Linked DNA regions of Homo sapiens: region 1 is linked to region 2. The links are chromatin loops, found by intact Hi-C in ENCODE. Cell type or tissue: heart left ventricle. All regions are shown on one strand. Each heading gives the region's core, and the rest is flanking DNA. Links, peaks and the distances in the headings are about the cores only.

The links. Hi-C counts contacts between places; a loop is a spot of excess contacts. Peaks named below come from ENCODE experiments on the same cell type or tissue, not always from the same donor. Only the 100,000 strongest peaks of a DNase experiment are listed, where the experiment ranks them.
Region 1: a loop joins it to region 2, with 2.4 times the contacts of the local background. A loop is called at or near these places in 37 of 110 quality-filtered maps.

Annotation. Positions count from the first base shown.
Region 1 is chr19:46,973,840-46,978,229 of GRCh38, reverse strand. All of the region lies in intron 3 of ARHGAP35 (Rho GTPase activating protein 35), which reads right to left. Among named protein-coding and RNA genes, the nearest start is that of NPAS1, 44 kb to the left of the region's middle. RefSeq lists enhancers at 405-1,260, 1,261-2,118. In heart left ventricle, for the core only: no CTCF peak of the experiment used is centred there; a DNase peak (open chromatin) is centred at 1,769; H3K27ac peaks cover 3,292 bases.
Region 2 is chr19:46,927,559-46,931,948 of GRCh38, reverse strand. The region is part of intron 2 of ARHGAP35 (Rho GTPase activating protein 35); the gene reads right to left. Among named protein-coding and RNA genes, the nearest start is that of ARHGAP35, 69 kb to the right of the region's middle. In heart left ventricle, for the core only: a CTCF peak has its summit at 2,732 (motif pointing left); no DNase peak of the experiment used is centred there; H3K27ac peaks cover 1,620 bases.

The DNA of each region.
Region 1 (4,390 bases), core at 196-4,195, 46 kb before region 2:
AGAAGCCTGTAAGCCTCAGGCAGGAAGGCTGATCCCAGTCCCTGCAATCTAGGATAAAAATCTAGGGTACAACACAAACTTCTCAACATGTGGCCTCGGGGGCTCCTGTCACCAGGCTCAAGCCTGCCACCCTCCCCTTATACTTCACTGCAGTCCTGATGAACTTGCAGGGCCTCCCTACAGTTGTTCCTTCCACTTTTACCTCTGTTCTGTGACTAAACAATGCTCCCTCCGAGGTCTCCCCTGACTCCTAGACTAAATTAAGTTCCTGTTATAGGATCCCAACAATTGCTTACATTTACGCAGTGCCGGCACTCTGGGCCAAGGCCAGCCATAAGCCTTTTACATGCACTGTCTCACCCAGTCCTCACACCAGCTCTGTGAGTTGTATTCTACCATTCTTCTTCCCATTTTATAACTGAACAAACTGAGCCACGTGGCAAACAGATGGCAGGGCTGGGATTCACACCCGGGCAGTCCGATTCCAGAGTCTGTGTTTAATCAATCACCACAAGGCACTGTCTCCATGCTCTTCCTGGACAGCCCTGGGCACCATGTGAAAGTCGCTGGATAGCTGTGTGATTAGCTGCTTAATGCTGGTCCCCTGGTAGACCCCTGAGTTCACAGGAGCAGGCAGAGTCCTCTCATCACCCGTCTGTGTATTGGGCTTGCACAGTAACTAGTACCAGGGAAGGCATTCAGTAGCTGTCTTCAGAAAGGAGGGAAGGAGGAAGAAAAGTGCAGCGTTTCTCCAGCTGAAGAGAGGGAGGAAGGCGACTCAAGTGTTTGTTCTCAAGGGGCCTGTGCCTTACTGGGGCCAGCATGGAGGAGCTGCTCCCTAAGCGGCTGGAGCATCCAACTCCTACTTTCCTTTCCAGATGTATTGAGGTTCTACATTCACCAAGAAGCCTTCTCCCTCCCCTTCTTCCCGGTAACTTCACTAGGAACGTAGTGGGTTCATTATTTCGCCACAGCCAGTCATGTGCTGCTGTTAAGTCTGGTCTCCAGACCTGGCTGTTAACTTTTACAGGGCAGAGCCATGGTTTGGCTGTGGCTGGGAGTCCCCACAGGGCCACGCCCCCTGCAGAAGCTGGCCACATTCTTGCTAATGGGCTGCTCTGTCGCCTTTTATCAGGGCTCAGCCTTCCCAGACTGACCTTATGCGGGTCTTAGATGTTTTTACAGTGAGTGTAACACGGAGGAGAAGAGGTTAGTTCATCTGTGCTTCACTGGCTTTGGTGAAATGAACAGGAAAAAAGCAGAGGTCAAGGAAACTGACAGGGGTTATAGAGGCATGGGGATTTGCTGGGTGTGAAACCTCATGAGCAAGGCAGCACAGAAGGTGTGCGTGTGAGTGAGATGAACAGACAGACACAGAGCAAGAGCAAGGGCCACCGGAGCCCCCAGGTGATAATTCAATGGCACAGTCAGGCCAGCTCCACCAAGGGCCCGAGAAGGTCCTGCAGCCGAGAGTGGGTACTGCTCCTTGGGACCACTCTCACAGGACAGCCTGCTGTACCGTCCTGTTTGTACTGCCTTGGCAAATATGGCAGGACAGGCCATGGGCCTGGTTGGCACGCTCAGGCCAGAGCAACCTGTCTGCCCGAGCTCCCCACCATGGAGAAGGCGAGTGCAGCCGGGACAGCCAGGCAAAGCAGCCGGCTGGAACCGTCTCGGGGCCTTGGGCCGCCACCCAGACTATTTCTGTCTTGGATGGAAGGCCAGGGTTACTTTGTGAAACAAGCTCTACTTCTCCTTGGCTGCTGGGCTCTCCAGGCGGTGTGCCAGGGCACACTGTTCTGATCAGGGCACTGGGGCCTGAGGAAATCCGCTAGCAATGCCGAGTCACAAGCTAAATGAACCCTGCTTATCTGGAACAGGCAAGAGCTGGCGAGCTGACTGCCTGCCTTTATGGCAATGGGGAATTTCTGGAATGCAAGTGACTTGTGCTTAACTTATAAGCAAGCAGAAAAACGGGAGGGTGGTGAGGAATGGTAGCAAAAAAAAAAAAAAAAAAAAGGAGAAAGCTTTGTTTTAAAACTATTTGGACTGTGGGAAAGCAATTTGTTAGTAAAACTAGAATTACAGGGGGAGGGAGAGAGATTAAGTAACAGACAGCCCCCATAAAAATCACAGCATATGAAACAGTATACCTCATATTTTAGCACTTTATCAATTCAAAGCAGTGCAAATACGGCAATTACTCACATAAAGCCTGTTGGTGTATTCAAGCTATAACCGTACCTATTAAACTGTTACAGTGATAGATGGGAGTATCTATACTGAAATTAGCTGCCTTCTCTGAAAGACAGAATTACATAGATCTAGGCTGACTGCAGGGAAATAGTAACTAACTGAATTTAACAGCTCTCGTCCCGCCAACTCTCCTTCATGATAGCTCTAGGAACTGGTGGCTATGATGAATGTGGAGGGAAACACGGAGGTTTTTTGCAGGGTGGCTGTTTTCCAAGTGGGAAGGTATTTGGTAAAATTCTGAATCTGCTCAGTCCAATGCTATAAAACTCACAGCTTCATCAGCCTAAAGCAGAGAAGACAGGAAAAGGGCTGGAACGTAGGCCTTTTCCATTCTGATGGGCTGTGAACGGCCTCTGCCAGAGGACTTGGGGATTTCTGTTTCCTCTTGTAAAAAGGGATTAGCATTACTTTGAGATTAATACTGTCCTCTGGCTCACGGGAGATTAACTAATAAACCATGTATGGGGTGTAAAGTGAAGAACAAGCCCCACACAGGCCCAGGATTCTCACTGTGCTGCCGCGGCACACTGGCCCCTGAGCTCCCAGCCCCAGGCTGGGCCCTCCCTGGTGCTCCTTCCAGATGTAGAGGCTGGCAGCCTCCTCTCCTGCGCACCCTCAGAAGGGTGCAGGAAGCCCACTAGCAAGGTCTTAAATTTAGGACCCCTGCAGGAGGGGATGGGGCAGTGTAGTAGAAGAAATATATATTTGGTTTTTGTCCCCGGCTCCTAGCACAGAGTTCCCCAAAGTCTTGGAATTTCCTGAGTGATAGAAGTATCTTTTGTTACTCATTAACAAGCCCCTTCTGGCCAGGCATGGTGGCTCATGCCTGTAATCTCAGCACTTTGGGAGGCCGAGGCAGGCCGATCACGAGGTCAGGAGTTCGAGACCAGTCTGGCCAACATAGTGAAACCCTGTCTCTACTAAAAATACAAAAAATTACCCGGGTGTGGTGGCATGCGCCTGTAATCCTAGCTACTCAGGAGGCTGAGGCAGGAGAACTGTGTGAACCCGGGAGGCGGAGGTTGCAGTGAGCCGAGATCGTGCCATTGCACTCAGCCCAGGCAACAGTGAGAGACTCCGTCTCAGAACAAACAAGCCCCTTCCAACCAAACCTGAGTTTCATGATAATGAGGTTACTCTTGTGGGCCCCTAGATAGTGCAGGATATGGGGGCTGGTCTCCAGAAAGACCAAACCTTTATTAGAGGGTTGGAACTGTCAGCCCCACCCACGACCTCTGGGGGTGAGGGGAGAGGGGCTGGAGATTGAGCTCAATCACCAATGGCCAATGAGTTAATCAATCAAGCGGACATCACAGAAACGCCATAAACACCCTCAGTGACAGGGTCTGTAGAGCTTCTGGGTTGGTAAACACATCGAGGTGCTGGGAGAGTGTGTATCCAGAGAGGGCACAGAAGCTCCTGGTGAATCGCCGCCCTTGCATACATCCTGTCCCTTGCATCTCTTCCATTTGGTTGTTCCTGAGTTATATCCTTTATAATAAATCAGCAAATGTATGTTAAGCGTTTTCTTGAATTCTGTGAGTCATCTTAGCAAATTATGGAACCCAGGGAGGAATGGGATGGTAACGCCAGACTTTGAAGGCAAGTAGGACAGAAGTGTGGGTAAGCTTACTTCTGGTTAGTCACCCAGTACTTGCAACTGGCATCTGAAGGGCAGTCTTGTGGGACTGAGCCCTTGAACTTATGGAGTCTAATGCTAACTTTGGGAGTTAGTGTCAGAATTAAATGAATTGCTAGACAGACACCCAGTGGTGTCAGAAAACTGAAGAAGTGGTGTTAGAAAAGATACACTTAGCTAGGTGTGGTGATGCACACCTGTAGTCCCAGCTACTTGGGAAGCTGAGGTGGGAGGATTGCTTGAGCCTGGAGGTTGAGGCTGTTGTGAGGTGAGCTGTAACTGTGCTATTACACTCTAGCCTGGGCAACAGAGCGAGATTCTGTCTCAATTTTTTTTTTTGAGATGGAGTCTCGCTCTGTCACCCAGGCTGGAGTGCAGTGGCGCAATCTTGGCTCACTGCAGCCTCCGCCTCCTGGGTTCAAAAGATTATCCTGCCTCCTGAGTAGCTGGGAATACAGGTGTCCGCTATCATGCTCGGCTAATTTTTGTATTTTT
Region 2 (4,390 bases), core at 306-4,305:
AGGAGTGGCTGGGCATGGTGGTAGCTGCTCTGCACAATTATTCAAAACTTCACGACCACTCTGCAAGGTAAGGGTTATTTAGACCCATTTTACAGTTGAGAAAACAGAGACTCATGGAGATTCACAGCCAGCACTTAGTGTACGGTGATCTTTGAATGCCAAAGCCCCATGCTCTTTCCCCTGCATGGTCTATCTCCTCCACGAAGAAATGCCACTGCCATACACAAAGGACTGGGCCAGCCTGAAACACCTTCACCTTGGCCTTTTAGACTGATTTTAAAAAAATGAACAACATAGTCCATTGCTTTGTACCTCATAGTTTGCTTAAAAACACACCTGATTTTTGGTCTTGATATTAATCATGGCAAAGTTTATAAATAATAGTTTATGCCCGTGGTGCACTGGGGAGAAATGGTGCCTGGCAACTACCTCTGGTCTCTCGGCTTTTCAGACACAGGGCATAAAGAGGAAACTCCCGACTGTGGCAGAGTAGGAAGCTGCATCTGTCACTGCCTCTGCTCCCCACTCGGCTGTAAGCCCAGTCCACAGACCCTGTCCAAGTCCACTGGGGCAAGAAAAAGAGTAGAATGGAAGCCAGGGGATAGGTAAGAGCCAAAAGAAGGGCCTTCTATCAGCTGGGAAGATGGTTGGGTTCCAGGGCCTGACGTGCAGTGGGCACTCAATGTATTTGCTGAACAAAAACAGTTTCCAATAATGTACTGGGCCAATGTTCCTTTCTATTTTCTCAAATTGAGCTGAGACGCAGACTATCTCTGTGGTAGAGATTCTCATTTCTCCTTACACTGTGCTGCTCACACTAGTGTGTGAGGAGGTGAGGCTCAGAAGGCCTTGTTCATACTTTGGCAGTACTATATCATAAGCCTTTTAAAAACCGCCAGATGAAGTCCTAATTCCCTCTGTAGGTACTGAATGAGGTACAGTTATTTACGTACACATACAACAAATATTCTACTAGGCTAAGTTCCTAGAAGGCAAGAGTCTTGGTTTGTTTTTTTTTAATGAATTTATGAATCACCCCAAGGCCACATAACAAACTGGCAGCAGAGCTAATACTAGGACCAAAGTCGTCTCCCGCCCTCAATGAACTTCCAATCTATTTGGTAACAGAAGACATATCCACAATAAACAAAGCTCATCTAGGTACCACATGAGCAAGTACCAGCTATGCAACAATGGAAAAAGGTAAGAATATTCTATCTTCTGTGGGAACAGCAGGGAGGGCTACTTACTGACCCTACGCTGTCAACTTCAAATATTCTCTTTTGGTCTCCATAAACAACCTTATAAATGTAAAGTTACTTATCTAGATTTTAGAGTCAGAAAATATGTTCACTAGAGTTGTACCATCTAGTATAGCCGTTTAAACCTTTTAAATGCTTGGTAACACATCTAATAAAGGAAATAAAAAACAGAACCCAGCCTGTTGGATTCACTGCCTTTTTTTGTCTTTTTTTTTTTTTTTCAAAGTGCCTGGACACCAGCCCTAGTGATTTTGATTTAACTGGACTGGAAGCAGGTGGGGTGGTGGGGAACCAGGCATCGGAACTCGGTTTTCTAGTTGGTTTTTTGAGACAGCGTCTCACTGTGTTGCCCAGGCTGGAGTGCAATGGTGTAATCATGGCTCACTGCAGCCTCGACCTCCCTGGGCTCAGGTGATTCTCCCATCTCAGCCTCCCAACTAGCTGGGACTACAGGTGTGTGCCACCGCGCCCAGATAATATTTTGTAGAGACGGAGTTTTGCCATGTTGCCCAAGCTAGTTTCAAACTCCTGGGCTCAAGCAATCTGCCAAACTCGGCCTCCCAAAGCATTGGGATTACAAGTGTGAGCCACCATGTCTGGCCTTTTTAAAAAACAGTTAACACCAGCCAGGTGCAGTGACTCATGCCTGTAATCCCAACACTTTGGGAAGCCCAGATGGGAGGACTGCTTAAGGCCAAGAGTTTTGAGACCAGCCTAGAAACATAGTGAGACCCCAACTTTTAAAAAATTTTTTTAATTTTTTTTTTTTTTTGAGATGGAGTTTCGCTCTTGTTGCCCAGGCTGGAGTGCAATGGTGCGATCTTGGTTCACTGCAAACTCCACCTCCTGGGTTCAAGTGATTCTTCTGCCTCAGCCTCCTGAGTAGCTGGGATTAACATATATGTGCCACCAAGCCCGGCTAATTTTGTACTTTTAGTAAAGAGGGGGTTTCTCCATGTTTGTCAGGCTGGTCTTGAACTCCCGACCTCAAGTGATCTGCCCACCTCGGCCTCCCAAAGTGCTGGGATTACAGGTGTGAGCCACTGTGCCCGGCGTTAATGTTTTATGTAAAAAAAAAAAAAAAAAAAAAAAAAAGAGTAACAGGTAACACCATATACGGAATGTAGTCTGGAACATGGACAGTGCCATCTGAATGAGGATGAGAGTGAAATCAATACACAGAGCCCCAGAGGGTCACACCCATGGCTTGCCAAGTTGTGTGGTAGCATACTATGGACTAACTGTAACTGGTAGAGTCTTAGAAAATCGGAAAGATTCCATAAGTGGCATTACTACAGCTGTTCCCTAAACCACTTTCTTGCATTCAGTATTCAACATCGTGCCTTTCTGATTGGCAATTATTCTCTTCTATTTCCAAAAGAGTTCCAAAAGGACCTTTTTAATTAAGTTATTTGCTTATGCTCCAAATGTATTCTTGGTTAACCGGTGCTCCCCCTTCTGGGCTCTGAAAAATTCCACGCCCAAGTTTAAAAGAAAACCTGAAGGCAGATGTATTCTTGCTGACAAAATCTATTATTAAAGCACAAATGCTTAGATATGGTCTCCTTCAAGCTGGCAGTTAATACCATGACTCAGTCACTCACCATCTTGGAGCATCTTTATTTACGGATGAACAGGAAGGACCACAAAGTCCTGGCCTTCCTGTCATCCCTAATCTTAAATAATGGAGAAAGAAACGGAGACATGTCATCCTATTGCAGGACCTAACTAAATCCAGACCATAGCTTTTTTTTTTTGAGACCGTCTCCCTCTGTTGCCCAGGCTGGAGTGCAGTGGCATGATCCTGGCTCACTGCAATATCTGCCTCCCGGGTTCAAGAGATTCTCTTGCCTCAGCCTCCCGAGTAGCTGGGATTATAGGCGTCCACCACCACACCTGGCTAATTTTTGTATTTTTTGTAGAGACGGGGTTTCGCCATGTTGGCCAGGCTGGTCTCGAACTCCTGACCTCAAGTGATGTGCCTGCCTCGGCCTCCCAAAGTGCTGGGATTACAGGTGTGACCCACCGCGCCCAGCGCAGACCATAGCTTTTTGTTCTATTAAGGCATGAAGTCTGGTGACCGCGGATCCACCCCCCCGAGAAGACAACTCGTGGCCAGTGTGATCTGGAGCCAAACAGCGAGGAGGGCCCACTAGTTCCAGGTACATTTTCATGAACACTTGCCTGAAGTTCAACACACACTGAATTTGGACTTTCCAACGCTATGGGTCAGTTCTTATTGCTTGCTTCTCTCAAATGCTGTAGAAAATCCATTTGGAAGGCCTTTGCCTTATAAGCAAAGGTGATTCCTGACTAGAGCTGGAATAATTTGAGTCCCTACAAAGGTATTTCAGTATCACCAGGTGGTGGAGGAGACCAAGTTGGCTCAGTGAGGCATCAGCACAATTCCCAGTTCTTTTAAAAACAGATTTGGGTTGCCTATCGTAATTTTTTTTTAAGAACAGGTATGCTGTAAGCTAAGGCAGATAGTTAAAGATAGTCTATTTTTATCACCAAAAACACACTACAGAAGTTCTTCAGGCTTAAAATAAACTGAGAATCGAGTGACACCAGTGAGAAACAATTTCTCAAAGTTCCAGTTGCTATTTCAATGTCTCCATGCCTTTTTTGTCCTCTACTCAACTAGGCTCTGAAGCTAGAAACAAACAGCACCGTGCTGTTCTGGGGGGCAGTGAGGAGAAATGGATTTTTTCAGATAATCAAAGATCTTTTGTTTGAATGAACAAATCGACTGGACTGATTGAGTGGTCTAAATATAGGCACCTGACTGTTGAATATTAGCAACTTTTCTGCAGACTGGATGATGAAAATCCACAGGAAGTGGAAGTCAGAACACCAGGGTTCAGAATCTCAGCTCTTCCACTCAGTGGCTACACTCACTTGGGCAAGGTTTAATCTCTCTGAGCCTTAGTTACCTCAACTCAAAATCAAGGATGAAAAACATCACCTCATTAAGACTGGGAGGAGGAATAAATAAAAAATTGATGTGAAAATGCCTGACACGTACCTGGCACACAGTAAGTATTCAATAAATGCACAAAAACACAAAACCCTTCACGTGGTAGCCACAGCCCTCTATTATTTGGCGTGGGTCCCCCTCACCTCTC